5 separate regions of the Homo sapiens genome follow, and all the other regions are linked to region 1. Evidence: chromatin contacts called from ENCODE Hi-C or POLR2A ChIA-PET data. All regions are on one chromosome and are shown on one strand. The core of a region is the stretch at or near the end of the contact, and the rest is flanking DNA. Distances in the headings are between cores, read along the strand shown.

Region 1 (4,386 bases), core at 861-3,360:
AGGAAGCCCCTCCTGGCTGGTCAACACACTGCCCTACACAGCTGGGCTCCGAGCCAGAGGAGTTTAACAGTCCACAGTTACCTTCACCCTAACATGAGGAAGATCCAGCTTAGAGAGGGGATGTAACCAATACCCTAAAGTAAAAATAGCAGTGTGACAGCATGAGGTGGACACACAGGCGGACCTTCTGGACTGAAAAGCAAGCGAGGGCAGCATCAGAGAGAAGGCGGAGCTCCTGGTTCCTAAAGCACAGAAGACAGTGGTGACCAGGTACCAAGTCCATCGTAGTTATATGACTCACGAGCTCTCCCCCAGCTGTTTCTAGGAAAGCCTGCCTTCCTGCAGGACAAGTCAGAATCGCTCAGGGAAAAAGACCCAGGGCCAGAATTCTACCAGGAAGAGAGGCTCTGGCTGGTCATGGGCCAGCAGCTGCTGTCGCTGCCACTGTCTCCTCCTCACCTGCAGGGGCGCCTTAGCCTCATCTTGGGGAGTCTTTTTGACAAGGTGCGAACTTGCTCTTTCAAAAAAAAATGAAATCCTCATTCCATGAAGGGGAAAACTGCGACACCGGGACAGGGAGGAAATTGCCCAAAGACATGGGAAGAAGCACGGAAGGGGTGGGCACCGGGAGAGTGGTGGAAACGAAACAGGGGGAAGAAATTCTCGGCTTAGCTAATGGAGCTGAACAAGTTCGGGGCAGGAAGAAAGCCACATTCCTTCCTAGTTAGTCTCCCTCCTCCCCCGCCCGCGGCACCCCCCCACCCCCACCATCAACAGTATACACAAACACACACACACGCAGGGAGCAGGGCTCTCTGAGCCCGAGACTAGACCCACCCCCACTCCCTTTAGGGCAATGAAGCCCCCAATTTCCAGAAAAGGAGTTACAAGGTTCCTAAACCACTTCCCCTCGGGACCTGACCACTGGTCATCTGCAACTTCTGACCCAGCACAGACGGGGGGAGGGGGGGCCATGACACAAACAGAAATGAAAAAGGCAGGTTTCTGACCACGGCCCCAGATGCGCCCCAAAGTCAGGCCCAAGAGAACATACACAGCAGCCTCCCCTCCCCACCACCAGCCAGGTGGCAGAACCGAAACGCCTCAAACTTCCCCCAGATGGGCCCAAATCGGCCTCTGAGAAGTTCCAGAGTCAGCGGCCAGATGTGGTAGCCAGAGCTTCCTCCTGGGTGGCAGGGATCCCCTACATGTGCCCTGAGGATAACATCACAGCCGCCCCCAACACTTCCACTCTCCAAGGAACCTCTCTCCGGAGAGAGAGGGTCACCTGGGGGTAAGGGGAGCAGAAAGCTGGGACAAGCTGTCAGTTTCTGCCCAAACTCCCCGTCCCAAGAACCAAAGTGGCCCAACCTGAGTGGCTTCATCGGAACGCGTCAAAGCCAGCCCCCAGCTGCAAAGCCTTCCACCCAGACAGAACAGACCCCCACAAGTGCCTCGCTGACCACCCCCTGCCGGGCACCCAGACGATCGCTGCTTCCCAGGAGGACAGACACAGTCACCCCCACCAACGGCGCTGCCCCGGCCCCAGATGGAAAAGCCCCCAGCTTCCCCCTATCACGGTGCCGGGACCGTGCGGCCCACCGCCTCCTCGCCCCGCCGCCAGGTGCGCAAACTGGACCCTGCCCAGGTGCCCAGCAGGCCAGAAAGGCCCCGGACGCCGCCAGGTGCCGACACCGACGCCCCCCGGGCCCGGCGCGCGAGTCTGGGCCCCTCAGCAGCCCCGGGCCACCCGCCTGTATTGCCTCCTAGTGCTGAGAAGGAACGCGGTTCTCAGCGCTCCAGGCCGGACTGGCGCCCACTCCGCGCCCCGCCGGCCCAGGGACCCGCGAGCAGCACCACAGACCTAGCGTCTCCGAGCCCGGACGCCTCAGTGAGGGGAGCGCGAGGCCGGCCCGCGTCCGGACGTTCCCCACTGGCGCGCCGGGCGCCATGCCACTCACCTGTCTGGCGCGGTAGCTCTCGAAGGCCCTCAGGGCACTGTCGGTGAGCTTCACGTGGAACACCGACACCTTGCTGCCGTCGCTAACCCGCCCGCACGACAGCCCGTAGCTCCTATCCTCCTTCAGCGCCGCCATCTTGCGACCATCTCTCCCCCGCGCCCCCTTCCCGGCTCCAGCGCCGCCACGCCGGCCACGCCCCGCCCCGCCGCCCGCTGACGCGCTGCATTATTCATGAGACGCGGCTGGCCACGCCCCCCGAGTCCGACCAAACCAACAGTCGCCGCCACACCGGCAGGCAGCGCACTACATTATTCAGGAGACGCGCCTGGCCACGCCCCATGAGGGCCCCACAAGGCCCACAGTCAACGCCCCAAGTTGTTGCATATTCATAAGGCACTTATGGCCCCGCCTCTTCAGGCCCTAGGGGTGGCCACTTCCGTGAACGAACTCCGCCTCAACACGCGCACCCCTCCAGGCCCCGCCTCCATAGTATTATACATAACCCTGACTCAGCCAGCCAGGCGCGTCAAAGCCCCGCCCCTACAGCCGCTGACGTGATGCATTATTTATGAGATCTCTACAGTCTTCCGTCTTTGGCTTCTGTGGAAAGCCGCAGAGAGGGCGTGGAGGGGCGGAGCCGGCTCGAAACACGTGGGTGGGTAGGCCCCGCCGCGGGCCGGGAGGGTGGGCGTGGCTATGTAAACGGAGCGCGCGCGTTGGACGCTGGGTTGGACACATAAGGCATCCCTTAGGCGGGGTGGATGGGACTTCCACCCAGGGAAGGTGCTGGACCGGTAGGTGGAAGAGGAGCTGGTAAACTTTTTCTTATGAGATGAGTACTTTTAATAGGATAAAATCCTACATCCCCACAGTCCCTGAGCGATGGTGCAGTCCAGCTTCATTTTCCTATTTTAATTTTTTTTTGAGGGGTCTTGCTGTGTTGCCCAGGCTGGAGTGCAATGGCGCCATCATGGCTCACTGCACCCTCGACCTCCTGAACTCAAACTGATCCTCCTTGTCTGGGTCTGCTGAAATGCTAGGATTACAGGAGTGAGCCACCAAGCCCAGACTTCCATTTTCTTTTCTTTTCTTTTTTTTTTTTTTTGAGACGGAGTCTTGCTCATCAGCCCAGACTGGAGAACAGTGGCGCTATCTCGGCTCAATGCAACCATCGTCTCCTGAATTCAAGCGATTCTCCTGTCTCAGCCTCTCGAGTAGCTGGGATTACAGGCGCCCGCCATCATGCCCAGCTAATTTTTGTATTTTAGTAGAGATGGGGTTTCACCATGTTGACCAGGCTGGTCTTGAACTCCTGACCTCAGGTGATCCGCGCGCCTCGCCCTCCCAAAGTGCTAGGATTACAGGCGTGAGCCACCTCCCCCAGTTTTTGTTTGTTTGTTTGTTTTTAGACAGAGTTTCGATTTCCTTGCCCAGGCTGGAGTGCAGTGGTGTGATCTCGGCTCACTGCAACCACCGCCTCCTGGATTCAAGCAATTCTCCTGCCTCAGCCTCCCGAGTAGTAGCTGGGACTGCAGGCGCCCATCACAACGCCCAGCTAATTTTTTGTATTTTTAGTAGAGACGGGATTTCACCATGTTAGTCAGGCTGGTCTGGAACTCCTGACCTCAAGTGATGCACCCACCTCGGCCTCCCAAAGTGCTGGGATTACAAGCATGAGCCACTGTGCCCGGCCAGCCTTCCATTTTCTAAAAAGCAACTTCATTGAGTCACATTTTACATATAAAATATATTCCCAATGCTGTGTAGCTGTCACCACTATCTAATTTCCGAGATTTTTTTTTCTTTTTCTTTGAGACAGAGTTTCACTCTTGTTGCCCAACCTGGAGTGCAACGGTGCCATCTCAGCTCGTTGCAACCTCCGCCTCCCAGGTTCAAGCGATTCTCCTGCCTCAGCCTCCCGAGTAGCTGGGATTACAGATGCCCACCACCACGCCCAGCTAATTTTTGTATTTTCAGTAGAGACGGGGTTTCACCATATTGATCAGGTCTCTAACTCCCAACCTCAGGTGATCCGCCTGCCTAGGGCTACCAAAGTGCTGGGACTACAGGCGTGAGCCACTGCGCCTGGCCAAGGGAGGAGCTGGCTTGGAGGGCCAACCAGCTCGCTCTGTGATCTTGTGAAAGGCACCTCCTGCTTCTGAGCCTCTGTGGATTCACTTCGGAAACAGGAAACAGCAATAAGAGCAGTACTCAGGACCTAGCAAGGTGTCTCACACCTGAAATCCCAGCATTTTGGGATGCCATGACGGGAGGATCGCTTGCACCCAAGGGCTTGAGACCAGCCTGGGTAACAGGGCTAAGCCCCCTCTCTACAAAAAAATTTAAAAAATTAAAAAAATTAGCCGGGCATGGTGGAGCACCCCTGTGGTCCCAGCTACTCCGGAGGCTGACATGGGAGGCTCTC
Region 2 (4,386 bases), core at 1,394-3,893, 880 kb after region 1:
CAAAGTTCTGGGATTACAGACGTGAGCCACTGTGCCCTGCCAGCACTAAGTATTGACTGTCTTTGTTTTCAGATCAGAGAGAAAACTTTTAGAAAACATGGTTCTAGCCCTAGTTGTTTCTTAATTAGAGTTTCTTCAGCTTTAGTATGGCATCTGAAGGTGATTGCATCATATTTCATAATCACCCAGCTGAACTATTTGCTGTTTAGTCCAGCACTGGGCACTGAGGCTAAAAGATCTTTAATCCAAACAGCCTCAGCATTCACCCAACCTGAGCCTATGGGACCCCAAGCAGATCTGGATTCACTGTCACTTACCATCTACCCATCTGACCCTGTCTTCCTATGACAGACAGAAATAAACCCTGTAGCTATTTCACCCCACCTACATACCCTGCACCCCTCCTACTCCCCGTCCGACTTTCCTGGCTGAGAAGTTGGCACTGCCCTCTGGAGCAGGCCCTGTCACCAGTGCACCCCTCACTCCACAGGGGTGTGTCATTAATGTGTTGCAGTTGATGCCTCCCTCTTAAAAAAAAAAAGGGGTGGTTGTCACCCTGGTGACTCACACAGGGCTTGCTGGCTCAAACTCTGGAATCTGTATATCTGTCTCAAGTGTCAGGTCTCCCACCTGACCACACTTTGCTCTGTTTGTAGTTAATTAAATTGACATTAATCAAGACCCAGGTGAGGAGCAGTGAGGTAATAGTTTGCTTGTATTGCTTTAATATACATCATCTGATTAATGATCGTAGCATGAAGCAGTTCTTAAAATATACAGCCACCATGTTAGGGTGAAAAACCTGGATGGTTGCCCTAAACCAACCTTGCGCTTGGGATCAGGGAGCTCTTTGAATTCCTATACCGAGTCACCTGTTTGAGAATAAGACTGTTTTGTTTGTTTGGTTTCTGAATTTGAACATTTGAATTTCTTTGTAGCAAAGCAAAGCAAATTGGTGACATAACTGGGTCAGGGAAAGTGATTGGGAGTCAACAGTTTGTATTTTGTATCATTTTTAGGTTGAATTCTCTTTTGGCCTAGGGGAGGTTGTGCCAGATGTTGCATTAAGTAGTGGGAAGATTTTGGGGGGCAGGGCGGTGTGTTTGGGGAGGTGTGAGGTGGCGGGGTGGAATAAACTACAAAAAGTTGACAATTGTATGTAGAACTCAACACAGAATTAGGAGCTTTTTTGAACTCTGTTTAAGGGGACATACAGCAGAAAAACAATTTTTTTTTTTTTTAGAAAAACAATTTTGTAAAATTTGTTCTACATGAAGTGTTTTTCAGGTTTGCGGTTGAGACCCAATTATTCTTGGGCGTTACATTGATTTTCTTTTCAAATGAAGTAGAATAGAAATAACAGTACAGGCTGGGTGCAGTGGCTTATGCCTGTAATCCCAGCATTTTGGGAGGCCGATGCGAACAGATCACGACATCAGGAGATGGAGACCATCCTGGCCAAGATGGTGAAACCCCGTCTCTACTAAAATACAAAAAAAAAATTGCCGGGTGTGATGGAACGCGCCTGTAATCCCAGCTACTGGGGAGGCTGAGGCAGGGGAATCCGTGAACCTGGGAAGTGGAGGTTGCAGTGAGCCGAGATAGCGCCACTGCACCACTCCAGCCTGGCGACAGAGCAAGACTCTGTCTCCAAAAAAAAGAAAAAAGAAAACAGTACGTTGCATGTGGTAAATTTATGTTTGGTGAAACTTTTGTTTCAGTTGTACATATAGATTTATTAGGGTATGCGATAAAGCATGTCACCACCACTCTTCAGGAGTCTAGGTGTCTCATCAGGAATCGTTTGTTTTAAAACAACATGAAAAGAGGCGGTTTTGGGGATTCCTCAGAACCTGATTTTGGTATTGAGAGCCTTCTTGTGGTAGATTTTCCATGAACTTGATATTTTCCCTATTGAAATTGTATTTCGCTTTATGTAGTTTAACATCTCCAAAGTCCATTCTCTTTCAGGCTTTCATTCTGTCTCCTGTGTTTCCTCCTTGTTACTGGAGAGGGAGGGGTGCAGATTTGCTTTCTTGAGGGGTTTTCACCTTCTCCCTGAGGCACGAGGGCAGATTGGGAGGTAACTGGAGAGGGAGAGCAGTCGTCCCCAAGTGTCTTGAGGTGGGTGGGTCTGGAGCTTTCTTTGTAGAATTCTGTTCACTGCACTGGAGAAGTGATCGTTCAGCCGATCCACACCCCGCCCTCCCCACAGACACCGGGGCCGAAGTTCCCAGAGAAGAGCTTCCGCGTGACGACCCCGCGGGGGTGACATTCTAACCCGCGTTTCAGAGGCAACCCTGAGTTGCTTGAGGTCGCCCAGCTCAGCTGGCGCGAGGTCAGCAGTGAGCGCGTCGTGAGTCAGCCTTGGGTGCGGCCCGCCCGGCTTTGCCGCCGGTGAGTTGGCCACGACCCTTCGGCCTGCGGAGGGCGCTGGGACTCGGCGGGGAGGGAGCCAGCCGGAGCCCGCGTGGGAAACCAGCGCGCCCAACGAGGTGTCGCGTGGGAGCGCGCCGGAGAGGGGCGGTGCTTCCGGGGCGGTACCGTCCGGCCCCGCCCCCTCAACTCAGGGGCCCGCCTTCTACGCCTGGAACCCCGCCCACGAGCTCCTCCCTTCTCGTCAGGCCCCGCCCCTCGGTCGCCACGCCCCGCCCAGCCGGGCGCGGGCGGGCGGCGTCGCCTTTAAGAGCTCCCCGGTGTTTTGGGGGCCGCGGGCCGGGCGCGCTGACCTGGTGCGCATGTCCCGGGCGGTGACGCCGGCGCCGGGCTCCATGTGTGCGGCCGAGGGGCGCATTATCTGGCCGGCGGCGCGGGCGGGCGGGCGGACCGGCGCAGCGAGCGCCGCGGGCCCGGGCGGCCCCACAGGCGGAACGAGCGCGCGCGGCCCGGCGTCCCCGGCCCCTCCGCCGCCCGGCCCCGCGGGCGACCCCGGACCAGCAGCCCCCGTAACCTGCGCGCTGCCCTAGGGCCCGGCCGACCCGCGGCCCGGTAAGTTCTGGACCAAACTTGGCGGGGGGCGGGGGCTGGGGACGCACGGCTGAGACTGGAGCGGCGCGGGCCGCGCAGGGTCGGGGCCTCGGGGGGCTCTGAAGGACCCCTGCATGAGCGTGGAAAAGTGAGAGCGAGCGAGTTCTACTCCTTGTATTCTGGGAGCGTCTTCTTGCGCTGCCCTGGAAAGTTCCTTGCCCCGAGGCGGCCCGGGCACGTGGGGGCCGGGCGGGGGTCCCGGAAAGTCGCGGCGTCGCCCCGCTTCCGTCCTGCGCTTCCTGCGGGGTCGGGGGAAGGGCTGGGCCGCGAGGCGCCTCTTCCGAGTGGTCGGGACGGGTGGAGGCGGCGGGAAGACGGCACGTGGGCGCGCGGGGCGGGGGTCCCGCTCAGGGGCGGGGGTCCGGGGCGGGTTGGGCAGCAACGCTGAACCCCGCGGCGGCGGCGGCGGCGGCGGCGGCGGATCCCGTGTCAGAATAAGAGTCCCCGCGCGCCCACGCCTGGAGGGCCGGCCCTCCCCCAGCTCGCGCCCTTCCTGCCTAACCCCCGGGAGCCGCGGGACCCTTTCCCCTCTCTGATCTCCGGCCTTTCTCAAGGCCCGACACTTTAAATTTGCCTCCCCATCTAGGCGGTGGCTCCATTGATTTCTTTTTTCCCACCTAGAGTGGGTCGGCATCAGTGACTAGACAGCAGCAGCTGGCCTTTTAAAGGGATTATTGCCAAGAATCGGAATTGATCACTTCAACAAGGAAAGGCTTATGGGCAGGGCCCAGGCTGAGAGCCTGACGGACACTTGGATTGTGCGCACACTGGGACCCAGAAATGAATGGTGACCCCTCCCTTAGGAAGTGAATGACAACCCTTAGGTGCGTGTTTCTGCCCTGAGAATTTTGCACAGGGCAAAATTTTGTAGGTCTGACTTAACGTCTTTAGGTGTATAGTTCATCCTTATCTTAAGAGCTGTGGATTCTTTAGATCAAAGTCCGAGTGAGTCACTTGAGCCTTTAATTTTCTTTCTTCCTACCAGTTTACTTCTTTCAGTTTTCTTGGAGTACATAGTGCTGGTTACATCTCTGGTTCTGTGTGCCCATTCACACAGTGACACCTCCTGGCTGTGGCAGCACAGAAACTGAGAGCCCTCTGTGCGGGTGTCTCAGTCTTGGACTGTAGTCCTGTTGACTGACTTAACTCTTCTGGTAGTCGTTACAAGTTTTCTTTTAAACTAGATTACATGAAATAATGTTTGTTGGCACCAGTTTGTTAACATATGCTAAGCAGTAGTTTGTCAGACCTGACCACAAGCTGTGGAGGGCTGATAGCTCATACTAGCCCTCGGGTTTGAGTGCCTACTGTGTGCTAAGCTCCCCTGCACAGACATATTCAGTGCCTATAACAATCCCG
Region 3 (4,386 bases), core at 1,302-3,801, 670 kb after region 1:
GGAGTTCAAGACCAGCCTGGGAGACATGGCGAAACCCCACCTCTATAAAAAATTGCAAAAATAAGCTGGTCATGGTGATCTATACCTGTAGTCCCAGCTACTCAGGAGGCTGAGGTGGGAGGACTGCTTGGGTCTGACAAGTGGAGGCTGCAGTGAGCCATGATCATACCACTGCACTCCAGTCTGGGCAAAAGAGTGAGACTCTGTCCCAAAAAAAAAAAAATTAAATGCCCGTATGTGACCAGTTGCTCCTTTATTCATTACAGCAGAGCTCTAAACACTTGGTCACCTCAAGGCCTTTGCACTTGGTATTCCCACCTGGAGACACCATTCCGTCACTGGCTCTCCTTCATCCCTCAGGTCTGCTCAAATGTCACCTCCTGGGCAAGACCCTCCCTGACTACCAAGCTTAAAAGATGACCCCTCCACCTCACGGAGGACCTTGGCAGGCATTTTGTTCCTTTCTCTTAATACCAATTTCAACTGATTAGGTTACATGTTCACAGGAAAAGTTAAAAGCTTGGACTTGGGAGAGCAGAGCTTCTCTGAGCCTCAGCTTCCTCATCCACAAAAAAAGAATAACAGCACCAGCCTCAAAGTTTGCTACAGAGATGAATCCAATGCCATCACCAGGGTGACTGCTCAGGAGAGAGAACCCAGGCGTGTCTGGGAGTCAAAGGAGGCTAACACAAGTCTCTCCATCTCACCACTGTGCCTTGAGTGGCAGAGCCCAGCCTGCCACCTCCAAACTGTGTGACCTCTTACCAGATAGGCCTCCTCGCTTTGAATGTGAGCATAACGGCCAGGGGCGGTGGCCCACGCCTGTAATTCCAGAACTTTGGGAGGCCGAAGCGGGAGGATCACCTGAGGTTGGGAGTTCGACACCAGCCTGACCAACGTGGAGAAACCCCGTTTCTACTGAAAATACAAAATTAGCCAGGCATGGTGGTGCATGCCTGTAATCCCAGCTATTCGGGAGGCTGAGGCAGGAGAAACACTTGAACCCGGGAGGCGGAGGTTGCCGTGAGCCATGATCACGCCATTGCACTCCAGCCTTGGCAACAAGAGCAAAACTCCGTCTCAAATAAAAAAAAAGAAGAAGAAAGGTGAGCATAACAGACAAGGCACGGTGGCTCATGCCTCATACTCATGCCCTCCGTTATCCATGGTTCCCGAATCTGTGGATTCAACCAACCGTGGATGGAAAATAGGAAAAAAAAAATTCCACAAAGTTTCAAAAAGCAAAACTTCAATCTGCCCTACACGAAGCACTTCTTTGAATCCATGTGAATGAAGTGATGTGTAGGCCTGTATTATGTATTCTAGATGTGAGTAATCTAGGGTGATTTAAAGTATAGGGGATTAGCTGGGTGCAGTGGTTCACACCTGTAATCCCAGCACTTTGGGAGGCCAAGGTGGGTGGATCACTCGAGGTCAGGAGTTCGAGACTAGCCTGAGCAACAAGGTGAAACCCCGTCTCTACTAAAAATACAAAAAAATTAGCTGGGCATGGGGGTGTGTGCCTGTAATCCTAGCTACTCAGGGGGCTGAGGTTGCAGTGAGCTGAGATCCCCCCACGGCACTCCAGCCTGGGTGACAGAGCGAGACTCCGTCAAAAAAAAAAAAAATTAAAGAATTAGCCTGATGTGGTGGTGTGCACTTGTAGTCCCAGCTACTGGAGAAGCTGAGGCAAGAGGATCGCCCGCGCCAGAGAGATCGAGGCTACAGTGAGCCATGATCGCGCCACCGCACCCCAGCCTGGGCGACAGTGTGATACCTTGTCTCAAAAAAAAAAAAAAAAAAGGAAACAAGACGCACAGCGATTACTACGCCCCGGGGATTCTTCCAATGCATTACAAATATCAGGTTGTTGAGTTTTTTTTTTTTAGACAGGGTCTCACTTGTCACCCAGGCTGGGGGTGCAGTGGCACGACCGTAGCCCACTGCAGTGCAGCCTTGACCTCCCGGGCTCAAGCAATCCTCCCACCTTAGCCGCCCAAGTAGCTGGGACCACAGGCGTGCGCCACCACGCCCGGCTAATTTTTGTATTTTTTTAGAGACGAGATCTCACTATGTCACCTAGGCTGGTCTCGGGCTCAAGCGATCCTCCCGCCTAGGCCTCCCAAAGTGCTGGGATTACAAAGCCACCACTCCCAGCCTCAGCTACTGAATTCTTGAAACAATCCTGGGGGGACCGGTAATTAAAGCAGACACGGAGCCTTTCTACAGGTTTCAAAACTAGTCAGCGGCAGAGCTGGGATTGGACGGCAGTTCAATCACTGCTCCTCGCACGGTCCCTCCGCGCCCGGCCTTTGTCAGGCCGCCCCTCCACAAGTTACCGGCCCCCTCTGTCCCGCCCGCAGGCCCGCACCACCTTTCTTCCCCTTGAGCTGCATCTCCGGCTCCTCCATAGCGACCGCGGCCGAGCGAACCGGGAAACGGCACCGGAAGCCCGGAGGTTGGGACGCCCGCCTAAGCCTTCCCTGCTGAAACCGGACGCCGCACGGCTCCTGTTCCGGTGTCAGAGGGCCCGCCCTCCCCGCTCCTCAGTCTTTGCGGACAAGAAAGGGGCTGTGTGAGACGCAGGGAAGGAGGCACACCCGGGGGTGGCGCAGTGAGGAGGGGGCGCGACGGCCAGGAGGCTGGTGGAGCGACACCCAGGCAGGAGAGGGGGAAGAACTCTCTCCCTTTCTGAACCCCCTTTTCCTTGAGAGACGAGTTGGGGGAGTCCTCCACGCATTACCCACTCGGGCCGCAAAAACTCCCTTCTTTAGCCCTCTGCCCCCGCCCTTGCTTATAAGCCTTTGAGACCGCAGAAGGGACCTTGTTGTGGAACGGGACGGCCAAGGTACGCTGCCCCTTTAAGTTCCAGACGCCCCGCGTACTTCCCCTACTTCTTCTTCTTGAGATAGCCCCGCCCATCTACCCGAAGCCGGAGCCAATTGGCTCCCTCTGGAAAAATCTGTGGGCAGGGTAAAGGTGAGCGGGCGCAGGCGTAGTGAAATTCTCAGAGCCCTTTAGGCCCCGCCCATTCCCTCCGAGTCGGTGAGGAGGGGAAAAGAAGGCGCAGGCGCAACTGCCCTCCCAGGACCCCAGCGGAACCCACGCCCTCCCCTAAGTCTTAAAGGGCCAGAGGCAGCACTTACTGCCCGGGCCCTTCCTCACTTTTGGGGGGCGGGGGTGCGCAAGCGCAGTGGGGGAGCTCTGGGGTGGGGGTAGCGGTCGAGTATCAAGTTGCTTTCTGTCCCGGCAGAGGAAGCCAGATCGCTGAGGGTCCGGTCTCCAGTTTGCCTCCTGCTATATCCATTGGAAGAGAAAAGTTTGTGACTTGGGCCCCCAAGTTTTGAGAGAACTGGGCTTTCGGCGCGGGGGGACAGAGGAGGCTCGTGGGGAGGTGAGTGGACCTCCTGGATCGATTTAGGAGGCTCGGGTGGGACTGGGACCAATCGCACCTTTGTTGAGCCGTCACTCATTATGGGGAGCCCCTCCCAACAACCATAGCGAATATTTATTGAGCTCCACGCTTAGCAGATCCCCCGATAAGCTATGTACAGACATAATTCGTTGTAGGTCTCATTTCCACATTTTGTCGTGGAGGAAACTGAGGCTCAAAGGTTAAGTCACGTGCCCAAGTTCTCACGGCCTATAAATTGAGGGATTCGAACCCAGACAGCTGACCCCAGAGCCCCGGCTTTTTTTTCCTTTCTTTTTTTTTTTTTTTTTTTTTTTTGAGACAGAGTCTTGCTCTGTCGCCCCAGCTACAGTGCAGTGGTGCGATCTCTGCTCACCGCAACCTCCACCTCCCGAGTTCAAGCAATTCTGCCTCAGCCTCCCGAGTAGCTGGGATCACAGGCGCCCGCCACCGCGCTTGGCTAATTTTTGTATTTTTAGTACAGATGGGGTTTCACCATGGTGGCCAGCCTGGTCTCGAACTCCTGACCTCATGATCCACCCTCCTCGGCCTCCCAAAGTGCTGGGATTACAGCCGTGAGCCACTGTGCCCTGCCAGAGCCCAGGCTCTTAAACATTGCACATTGTAGGTGCTTTGGTGGTGGGGAATGGTAGACCTCGAAAGCAGTTGGACTCTGGTTTTCATTTCCCTGGCTCTGGTAATTAACCTGGACCTCAGTTTACCCACCCTCACAGTGCAAGGCTAGGTATGCAGTCGGTGCCTACTTTATTATAACTGTTGATAATTATTGTCATCTCTCCCCTTCTGACACCTCCGCCAGCTTTCCCCATGGAGCTTACCCAGCCTGCAGAAGACCTCATCCAGACCCAGCAGACCCCTGCCTCAGAACTTGGGGACCCTGAAGACCCCGGAGAGGAGGCTGCAGATGGCTCAGACACTGTGGTCCTCAGTCTCTTTCCCTGCACCCCTGAGCC
Region 4 (4,386 bases), core at 1,302-3,801, 630 kb after region 1:
GCCTTGGTCCGGAGGTCCCAGGGCCAAGATGACTCCGGAAATGCCCCTGATGCCCAGGGTCCCACGAGAGCAGCAGCAGGGCTGGGGCTTAGGCCTGAGTCTCTTAAGCCTGGAAGACCTGACTCAAGCCCCTTCTCACTCTGTCTGTCCCCATTTTAGACACAGACACCATGGCTAGGGCAGAGGTCATGTGATGGGGGAGAACTGGGAAGTCTCTCTCTGCACTGAGACCCTGAGAGCTGAGATAGAAAGTGAGTTCCAGGCAGAAGGAAGAGCAGGTGCCAGGGCCCTGAGGAGGGACAAGAAACAGCGGGAGGGTGGGGATGAGGCCACAGAGGTTGGGCCATTCTAGGACTCCTTCTTTTGGGTTTCCTTCTTTTAATTTAATTTATTATTATTATCATTATTTTGAGACAGAGTCTCACTCTGTCGCCCAGGCTGGAGTACAGTGGCATGATCTTGGCTCACTGCAACCTCTGCCTCCCGGGTTCAAGTGATTCTCCCGTTTCAGCCTCCCAAGTAGCTGCGATTACGGGCATGCACCACCACACCTCGCTAATTTTTGTATTTTTAGTAGAGACGGGGTTTCACCATGTTGGCCAGGCTGGTCTTGAACTCCTGGCCTCAAGTGATCTGCCCGCCTTGGCCTCCTAAAGTGCTGAGATTACAGGCGTGAGCCACCACGCCTGGCCATATTTATTTTTTTGAGACAGTCTTGCTCTGTTGCCCAGGCTGGAGTGCGGTGGTGAGATCTCAGCTCATTGCAGCCTTGACCTCCCAGGCTCCAGTAATCCTCCCACCTCAGCCTCCTGAATAGCTGGGACTACAGGTGAGTGCCACCACGCCCTGCTAGTTTTTATTTTCTTTTTGTAGAGATGGAGTCTCACTATGTTGTCTAGGTTGGTCTCAAACTCCTGGCTGGAAGTGATCCTCCTACCTCACCCTCCCAAAGTGCTGGGATTCCAGGTGTGAGCCACTGTACCTGGCCCACTGTGGGCCTTCTGAGCTGGAGGAGGGCTGTGGATTTTGGTCTAAGAGTGATGTGGAGCTATGAGAGCATATTTTATTTTATTTCCTATTGTATTTTATTTTTTATTTTTAATATATATATATTTTTGAGATGGAGTTTTGCTGTGTCACCCCGGCTGAAGTGCAGTGGCGTGATCGCGGCTTACTGCAACCTCCACCTCCCAGGTTCAAGTGATTCTTCTGCCTCAGCCTCCCAAGTAGTTGGGACAACAGGCATGTGCCACCATGCCCAGCTAATTTTTGTAGTTTTAGTAAAGATGGTGTTTCACCATATTGGTCAGGTTGGTCTCAAACTCCTGACCTCATGATCCGCCCGCCTTGGCCTCCCAAAGTGCTGGGATTACAGGCATGAGCCACCGCGCCCAGCCTTTTATTTTATTTTTTGAGACAGAGGCTTGCTCTGTCATGTAGGCTGGAGTGCAGTGGCACAGTCTTCACCTCCCGGGTTCAAGCGATTCTCCTGCTTCAGCCTCCCAAGTAGCTGAGATTACAGGTGTGCACCACCACACCTGGCTAATTTTTGTATTTTTAGTAGAGACAGGGTTTTGCCAAGTTGGCCAGGCTGATCTTGAACTCCTGACCTCAAGGGATCCGCTGGCCTCAGCCTCCCAAAGTGCTGGGATTCCAGGCGTGAGCCACTATGAGAAGGTTTTAAGCAGAGAAGGGATGGGGCTTGGTTTATTATTTTAAGACTCAGCTCATGGCTTCCATGGGGAGCAGGTCTGTTGGAGGCCAGGGTGGAGATCATGGGCGGCTGGAGAGAAGGCAAGGGCTGTGTCCGTCTTGACAGAGACTGGGGGTAGGGCCCCCTCTGTGCTAGGCCTGTGCCTTGCACTTTAAGTCACTGTACTCCAGGGTGCGTTAGTCCTCCAGAAGCCAGCAGGCCCTACACCAACTCTGGAGGCAGGCCTGACAGGTGCAGATGAACTCACGCAGGAGTTTCACTCTCCTGAACCCCAGTGACATTGGAACCAAAGCCATCCTCCACTCTAGCCCCTGAGGGAATCTACCCAACCAAACACAGCTCTGAGCATGGCCCCCTCCTGCTCATACACTCTCCATGGCTCCCCACTGCCCTTATGAGAAAGTTCTAGCACCTAGCCTGGCATTCAAGTCTTCTTCCCAAATCAGCTCTTGCCTACTTCTCTCTCTTCGATAAATATCTCTGACTAGAAGGACCCTTTCCCCTTTTTCACCAAGCCAACTCCTATCCAAACGTCAAAACCCAGTTCAAAAAACCCATTCCTCTAGGAAGTCCTCCCTGCCATTCTTCTGGTCTCCCAGAGTCACCATCCTCCTCTAGGTCAGATTCCATGGCATTGGGGGTATATATATCCAGATTTGTCTCCTCCAGACTAAAAGCCCCTCTGGATCAGGGCCAGGAATGGACAGTAAGGTTTGGTGAGCAGAGTAGATCAACAGAGATGTCACTGACCCCCTCCACAACCCTACAGCTTCCCTCAACAACTTCCTCTCAGACTGCCCCAGCTGATACCCTGCCCAGAAATACATGCACATGCAAATCCAGCCACTCAGCATTGACCTGTCTCGGGCCCAGGTGTGAAGGGCCAGGCAAAGAATGCGGAGGCGGCAGGCCAGAGTGTGCATGTATATTTGTAGTCACATGCAAATCCCTGCCCAGAGCCGCAGACAGACCCTGGTGGCCCATTCTCCAGATGTTGGTGTGATCGGAACTGCTGGGGGAGGTGGCAGCACAGGCTGAATGTGCCAGGCACGAGGGGGGAAGCTGAGGTTTGGGGAGGCCTCTTCCGCACACACATACCCTCCCTGCTTTGTCCAGCCAGAAATCAGAGAGCTGTGGCATCTGCCCAGCGCAGAAGCACAGAGGTGGACCTATTGACCAAGGAATGGAGCACAGAAGAAAGAACAGGAGAAGAAACCCAGGAGAGCTTCTTGGGGGAGGAGGCATGTAGTTGGATGTAGACGCAGAGGCTGGATGGGAGCCTGAGTAGAAGGGGAGGGAGGTGGGAATTTGAAGCTAAGAGTCCAGTACCTTCCTACTCCTTTCATTGCACCCTCATACTTAGCGTTTATTAAGTATCAACCTGTGCAAGTCACTGAGCCAAGCTGACCTCAGAAGAAGTAGAAAGCTTAAGTAGACCAACAACCATAGAAGATTAGAAAGGTGACTCAGGACCTACCATTAAAAAGGTAATAAAGTGGGCTGGGCATGATGGTTCACACTTGTAATCCCAGCACTTTGGGAGGCCGAGGTGGGAGGATTGCTTGAGCCTAGCGGTTCAAGACCAACCTAGGCAACATAGCGAGACCCCTATCTCTAAAAAAAAAAATTTTTTTTTTAAAGGCAATAAAGTTCAAGGCTGCAGTGAGCTTTGAGCTGCTGCACTCCAGCCAGGGCAACAGAGTGAGACTCTGTCTCTAAAAAAGAATAATAATTTCAAAATTAAAATAATAACTAAAAAACATGTTTAAAGGCCCAGGTGGTTTTACAGCTATTTTCTCAAATCTCACAGAACAGGAAAGTGCAGCATTATTTCAGTGAACTTAGATCTTTGAAATAGACGGGATCTAGCCGAGTCACTTTTTTTGTTTTTGAGATGGGGTCTTCCTCTGTCGCCCAGGCTGGAGTTCAGTGGTGCAATTATAGCTCACTGTAGCCTTGAACTCCTGGGCTCAAGTGATCCTCCAGCCTCAGCATCCCGAGTAGCTGGGATTACAGCTATGTGTCACCACACCCAGCAAATTTTTAAAAACTTTTTATAGAGATGGCGATTTGCTGTGTTGCCCAGGCTGGTCTCAAACTCCTGGCTACTCCCAGATACTTCCAGCTACTTGAGAGGCTGAGGTGGGAGGATTGCTTGAGGCCAGAAATTGGAGACCAGCCTGGGCAACACAGCAAGAACCTGTCTACAAAAAAAGTAAAAATTAGCTGCACGCCGTGGCACACACCTGTAGTCCTGGCTATGTGGGAGCCTGAGACGGGAGGATTCTGTGAGCCCAGGAGTTCAAGGTTACAGTGAGCGATGATGATCTTGTAAGCTCTTCCACTTCCAGCTCTCATGCATTGCTGGTGGCAGAGGAAAAAGGGACAAGCACTTGGATAATCCTCTGGCATCTACTAAATCTGAACAGATGCCTACCCTGTGACCCAGGAATTCCGCTCCTCGATGTTCAATATTCACGCAAGAGAAATGGGTCCAAGTTACACCTGAGGACACAGACAAGAATGTTTTCTACAGCTTCATACATCATTGCCTCAAACTGGAATCAACCTGGAAGCCCTTAATGGGAGAGCTGGTCAACACTTTCTTGTTGATTCTATGATCAGTTATAGCACAGCACAGAAAAAGGGTGCACTCTCGCTGCACACAACCA
Region 5 (4,386 bases), core at 979-3,478, 620 kb after region 1:
ATTTAATAGTAAAATTAATTATGAAAATAATCCTTTAATCAGGCATAAATAAGCTAAATTTAGTCGGAAAAACCCTAATGTGATGGGTACCGGGCCTAGCACGGTAATTCAAAATGACTGCTGAGGCCAGGTGCGGTGGCTCGTGCCTGTAATCCCAGCATGTTGGGAGGCTGAGGCGGGCTGATCACTTGAGGTCAGGAGTTTGAGACGAGCCTGGCCAACATGATGAAACCTTGTCTCTACTAAAAATACAAAAATTAGCCAGACATGGTGGTGGGCGCCTGTAATCCCAGCTACTTGGGAGGCTGAGGCAGCAGAATTGCTTGAACCTGGGAGGCAGAGGTTGCAGTGAGCCGAGATTGTGCCACTGCACTCCAGCCTGGGCAACAGAGTGGGACTCTGTCTCAAAACAAAATAATAATAATAATAAAATAAAAATACATAAAATAACAGACTAATAGGACATTTTCTCTGTACCTGTGACTTGTAAACTGAGACCAGAAATCTTTTTTCAGTAATGAGGTTGGTGGCGGCATCTTTCTCATCTCTAAGTCCTCATTGCTCGCCCTCCCCGGGACCCTAGTGCAGACTGGCTGGCTGGCACTTAGGGACCATGAGTGCCAGCCCATGGGCCCCTGCAAGCCAGTGGGTCAGGGCTGTTGAAGCCCCACCCTTCCCCTAGGACCCTGCCCTCCCACCCCCCAGTCTGTTTTTCTCCTCTCTCTCCGACCTCTCTCCTGTGACCTGCCAGGGTTTTAACCACCCAATCAGCCAGCCCATCAAAACCTCAGCACGGTGACACCTCCAGCCCAGACCTCTCTGCTGAGCTCAACCAGTAGCCTCCTCCAGGCTCTCCTGGGAGACCCTAGCACTCACCCATCATCCCATACCCTTCCAGGTGGTTCAGGCCCTTCCCAGTCTCACAGTCAGCCCCCAACTTGGTTCTGCACCCTGCAGGCATAGCTAGAGACCATCCCTCCACCTCCCCACAGCTCAGCTCTCTCCTCAGCCCTCCCTGCACCCAACCACTGGAGTCTCAGAGGTCTTCCTGGACCTTTGGGCTCTTCATCAATGACCCCACCACCCCCCAAAACCCCCCAAGGGAAAAGGTGGTGGAGGGGTGCATCTCTCCACCTAAGGCTCCCAGAGGTCTGTCCAGGGATGTTCTGATGGCCCTGCCCTCCACCCAGCCTCCTGTCTCAGGGTCAGGGCTCTGCAGACATCTGCAAGAATTTTCTGGAGTCTTCCATCAGCTCCTTCTTTTCCCTTCACTGGATTTACGATTCTCGAACTCAAGAACCCTGATAAAATCAATGCAGCCTCCCTCCTCATTCCCGGGAGCCTGTGCCTTCATCTCCTACGGCGTCCTGCACCTCCGCCTGGGACGACGCCCCACTTTCAATAATTCCGGCCATCAGTGCCCTTCCTTCAGGGCCATCTCCAGCGCCCCTCCTCGGGGATGGTCCCAGGCAGAGACCCTCCAGTTCCACGTCCCTCTCTCTGCCCAGGCCGGTCCCGTCAGGGTTGTGGGAGTCCCCCATCTCCCTGCACCAGCCTGACCCCCAGGGGCTGGGCTAAGTTTTAAGAACACACTCAATAGGTTGGACCCAGAGCCGCGTGAGACCTGAAGGTTCCAACTTTCCTGTCTCCCACTCTGAGAACCTTGCCCGCCCTGAGGCCAACCAGACCTCCTGAGTCCACCTCCCACGGCCTCCCCTGCCCGTTCCACACACCCCGATATAGCAGGGACCCCCGATGGATCCTGTCGGCGCGGCCCCCACGCTCCTGCAGGACCCCCGTCCCCAGAGTGGACCCCCAACAGGACCCCACACCGCCTTAACCAGGTTCCAAATGTGCTGGGGTCCCCAGTCCCCTCTGTGGGACCACGACCCCTCAAAAGGATCCCAGACCCCTAAAAGGTCTCGAGGGCAGAATCCCCAGAACGCTTAGGGGCTTCTAGTCCCCCTGGGTACAACTCCCGCCGACTCCCTCGGAGGTCCTGTAGCGAGAGCAGGGCTCCCAGAGAGGGACACACGGCCTTCAGCGTGCCCCCGAATCCCTCAGAGCCTCCAATCCCCAAGAAGAAACCCCAATCCATTCCCTCAGTGTCTCCCTGGACCCCTTCGGCTGGACCTCGGCCCTGCAGAACCCCCCACTTCGCGGGACGCTCGCTCACCATGACGCGTGCGAGAACGCGGTGCACTCACCCACCGGCCTAGGGCTCCGGGCACTCTGCGGAAACTCGACCAATTAGAGCCCGACTCTGGTCTGACGAGCATCCCGTCCGACCAATCAGTGTGTCTTGAGCCGGCAAATCACCAGGGACGAGGAGGCCGCTCGCGTTGCATGCCGGAAATTGTAGTTCAGATACGCTGGTTCGGATCGATCAAAGTGAAGATTGTGTCTGGGAGGCCTGCGTGGCCGACCTCTCTTAAGGCTTAGTTTTCTCTTTCCTACACTTATCTCAAAGGTTTGCAGCGAAAGCATTTATTCCCACCTAAGGGACATTTCTGAGAGTAGAATTCCCTCCCCCCATCAAGAACATTCAATGGCTCCCACTTAGTAGACGAAGTACTTAGTACTCCTAAGTACTAAGTAGGCTAAGTACTCAGACTGAATTCAGACCCTTCTGCCTGACTTAAATCTGCTGCTAGCACTATTGTGCACCCTATAGTACAACTTGCACCCACCATGCTGTCTCATACCTCCAGGCCTTTGTAAATATCCTACATCTTGCAATGCCTTCAAGAATGCCTCAATCTTAAAATAAAAACAAAACAAAAGCAAAAAAGAATGCCTCAATCTTTTTCACCTGGCAAGTGCCTTATTCATCTCTATCAGCTAGGACTCTGGCTGTGCTCCACAAAATATCAACTAACATGGGTTCAAGCAAAAAAGGAAAATTTTTGGCTCATGTGACAGAAAATACTAGCCATAGTGTCAGCTTCAGGCGTGGCTGGATCAAGGACCAAATGTCAGCTTCAGGGATCTGATGTTCTTTATTTCACCGCTAGGAGGAAAGGGCTTCTGGTGTTTGTGCCCCGGTTTTGCCATTTGTCTTTCTGTGGATGAGTGTGTCTGCCTGAGTGTAGACATATATTGGGTATGACTGAGTGTCTGAGCATCTTTATGGGGGTGGGTTCCTGTGTGTGGGGCCTGAGTAATTACCTTTTCGTTTTTACATTTTATTATGTATTTGTGTATTAATTTTTTTTTTTCTTGAGACGGAGTTTCGCTCTTGTTGCCCAGGCTGGAGTGAAATGGTGTGATCTTGGCTCACCGCAACTTCCGCCTCTTGGGTTCAAGTGAGTCTCCTGCCTCAGCCTCCCGAGTAGCTGGGATTACAGGCATGCACCACCACGACTGGCTAATTTTGCATTTTTAGTAGAGATGAGGTTTCTCCATGTTGATCAGGTTGGTCTTGAACTCCCGACTTGAGGTGATCCGCCCACGTCGGCCTCCCAGAGTGCTGAGATTACAGGCGTGAGCCACCGGGCCTGGTTTATATTTTATTTTTTTAACTTTCGGCTGGCAAGTGCTGAATCCTAAGCGCACTATCGCACGCCACCTCGTGGTGGAGGGCAAAAGCGCAGTCTCCCTGGGATGGAGAAGTCAAACCAGTCTCACTTGTGGCCCTGGGGGCTCCCAGCCTTAGAAAGCGGCCCATAGTTTTATGGACCTCACACTGGGTGCTTAGCCTGTGGGCACTAACATCAGGGACTGGCCTGACTTCTTGTCCACCGTGAGGGTGAGATCCAAAGGCTGGGAAGGCTCTTTCTCTCTGGCCATGCCTCAGTTTCCCCCAGGGTACCCGCTACCTTGACCCTTTTCCTCTTGCTCAGTCCCTGGCCCTGGTCTGGATGTGCGGGGTTGGGGTGCCAGTGAGTAGGTAGGTCTTCAGCCCATGTGGAAGGAAGGCCAGGATCATTGTCGGGGAGGTCCTCAGAACAGAAGGGTGGGTAACTGGCTGAAGAGTTTGCATCATCTGTGCATGTAGCAGTGGCGCTGCTGGAGGTGGCAGGAGCTGCATGCTCAGCTGGACCTCCACAGCCATTGATCACTGCCATGAGGACCGTGGCTCACCCCTCCTGAGTGGGGAAGGGACAGAAGGGACCAGGTGGGAAGTGTTGAAGACTTGAGTCCAGCCAGGCATGGTGGCTTGGCGTATGCCTGTAGTCCCAGCTACTTGGGAGGCTTAGGCTGGAGGATCGCTTGAACCCAGAATTTTGAGACCAGCCTGGGCAGCACAGCAAAACACCCATCTCTAAAAAAAAATTAAATTAAAAAAAAAGTTAAATTAGCCCAACGTGGTGGCTCAAGCCTGTAAGTCCCAGCTACTCAGGAGCCTGAGGTGGGAAGATTGCTTGAGCCCAGGAATTTGAGGCT

Evidence for each region. A loop is a pair of places that touch in the nucleus more often than their neighbours do. ChIA-PET counts read pairs that join two places held with the same protein, here RNA polymerase II (POLR2A). Pooled maps may share reads with other maps.
Region 2: a loop to region 1 is called in a map with no recorded cell type, with 17 times the contacts of the local background. The contact joins the promoter of GATAD2A here to the promoter of ELL in region 1. A Hi-C loop is called at or near these places in 2 of 37 single-sample maps with no recorded cell type and 8 of 50 pooled maps.
Region 3: a loop to region 1 is called in a map of naive thymus-derived CD4-positive, alpha-beta T cell, with 21 times the contacts of the local background. The contact joins the promoter of RFXANK here to the promoter of ELL in region 1. A Hi-C loop is called at or near these places in 2 of 168 maps with a recorded cell type or tissue (both naive thymus-derived CD4-positive, alpha-beta T cell), 3 of 37 single-sample maps with no recorded cell type and 12 of 50 pooled maps. POLR2A ChIA-PET finds 5 or more read pairs at or near these places in 1 of 52 experiments (activated naive CD4-positive, alpha-beta T cell).
Region 4: a loop to region 1 is called in a pooled map, with 5 times the contacts of the local background. The contact joins the enhancer-like site here to the promoter of ELL in region 1. A Hi-C loop is called at or near these places in 1 of 168 maps with a recorded cell type or tissue (OCI-LY7) and 3 of 50 pooled maps. POLR2A ChIA-PET finds 5 or more read pairs at or near these places in 2 of 52 experiments (both WTC11).
Region 5: a loop to region 1 is called in a map of naive thymus-derived CD4-positive, alpha-beta T cell, with 6 times the contacts of the local background. The contact joins the promoter of TMEM161A here to the promoter of ELL in region 1. A Hi-C loop is called at or near these places in 2 of 168 maps with a recorded cell type or tissue (both naive thymus-derived CD4-positive, alpha-beta T cell), 1 of 37 single-sample maps with no recorded cell type and 11 of 50 pooled maps. POLR2A ChIA-PET finds 5 or more read pairs at or near these places in 1 of 52 experiments (WTC11).

What each region holds. Positions count from the first base shown.
Region 1 is chr19:18,519,960-18,524,345 of GRCh38, forward strand. It overlaps ELL (elongation factor for RNA polymerase II), which reads right to left and starts at 2,111. Exons shown (of 12, transcript NM_006532.4): 1 at 1,962-2,111. The coding sequence starts at 2,096. RefSeq lists silencers at 795-844, 1,575-1,884 and enhancers at 1,100-1,615, 1,616-2,131, 2,275-2,604.
Region 2 is chr19:19,403,032-19,407,417 of GRCh38, forward strand. GATAD2A (GATA zinc finger domain containing 2A) reads left to right here and starts at 2,644. Exons shown (of 12, transcript NM_001384528.1): 1 at 2,644-2,988. RefSeq lists enhancers at 1,800-2,708, 2,146-2,205, 2,709-3,615 and silencers at 2,326-2,875, 3,436-3,515.
Region 3 is chr19:19,189,707-19,194,092 of GRCh38, forward strand. It overlaps RFXANK (regulatory factor X associated ankyrin containing protein), which reads left to right and starts at 2,552. Exons shown (of 10, transcript NM_003721.4): 1 at 2,552-2,848; 2 at 3,254-3,394; 3 at 4,233-4,386. The coding sequence starts at 4,241. It overlaps BORCS8-MEF2B (BORCS8-MEF2B readthrough), which reads right to left and starts at 2,446. Exons shown (of 12, transcript NR_027308.2): 1 at 2,375-2,446. It overlaps BORCS8 (BLOC-1 related complex subunit 8), which reads right to left and starts at 2,446. Exons shown (of 6, transcript NM_001145784.2): 1 at 2,375-2,446. The coding sequence starts at 2,411. RefSeq lists an enhancer at 3,329-3,418.
Region 4 is chr19:19,153,065-19,157,450 of GRCh38, forward strand. All of the region lies in intron 5 of BORCS8-MEF2B (BORCS8-MEF2B readthrough), which reads right to left. The region is part of intron 1 of MEF2B (myocyte enhancer factor 2B); the gene reads right to left. Among named protein-coding and RNA genes, the nearest start is that of MEF2B, 15 kb to the right of the region's middle. RefSeq lists a silencer at 2,527-2,596 and an enhancer at 2,817-2,996. Within about 2 kb of position 2,552, at least 2 of the 41 ENCODE cell types and tissues checked have a DNase peak (open chromatin) inside an H3K27ac peak, as active enhancers do; they include OCI-LY7, where a contact is called at or near this core.
Region 5 is chr19:19,136,250-19,140,635 of GRCh38, forward strand. TMEM161A (transmembrane protein 161A) reads right to left here and starts at 2,229. Exons shown (of 12, transcript NM_017814.3): 1 at 2,177-2,229. The coding sequence starts at 2,179. RefSeq lists enhancers at 1,611-2,472, 1,957-2,166, 2,447-2,636 and a silencer at 2,227-2,306.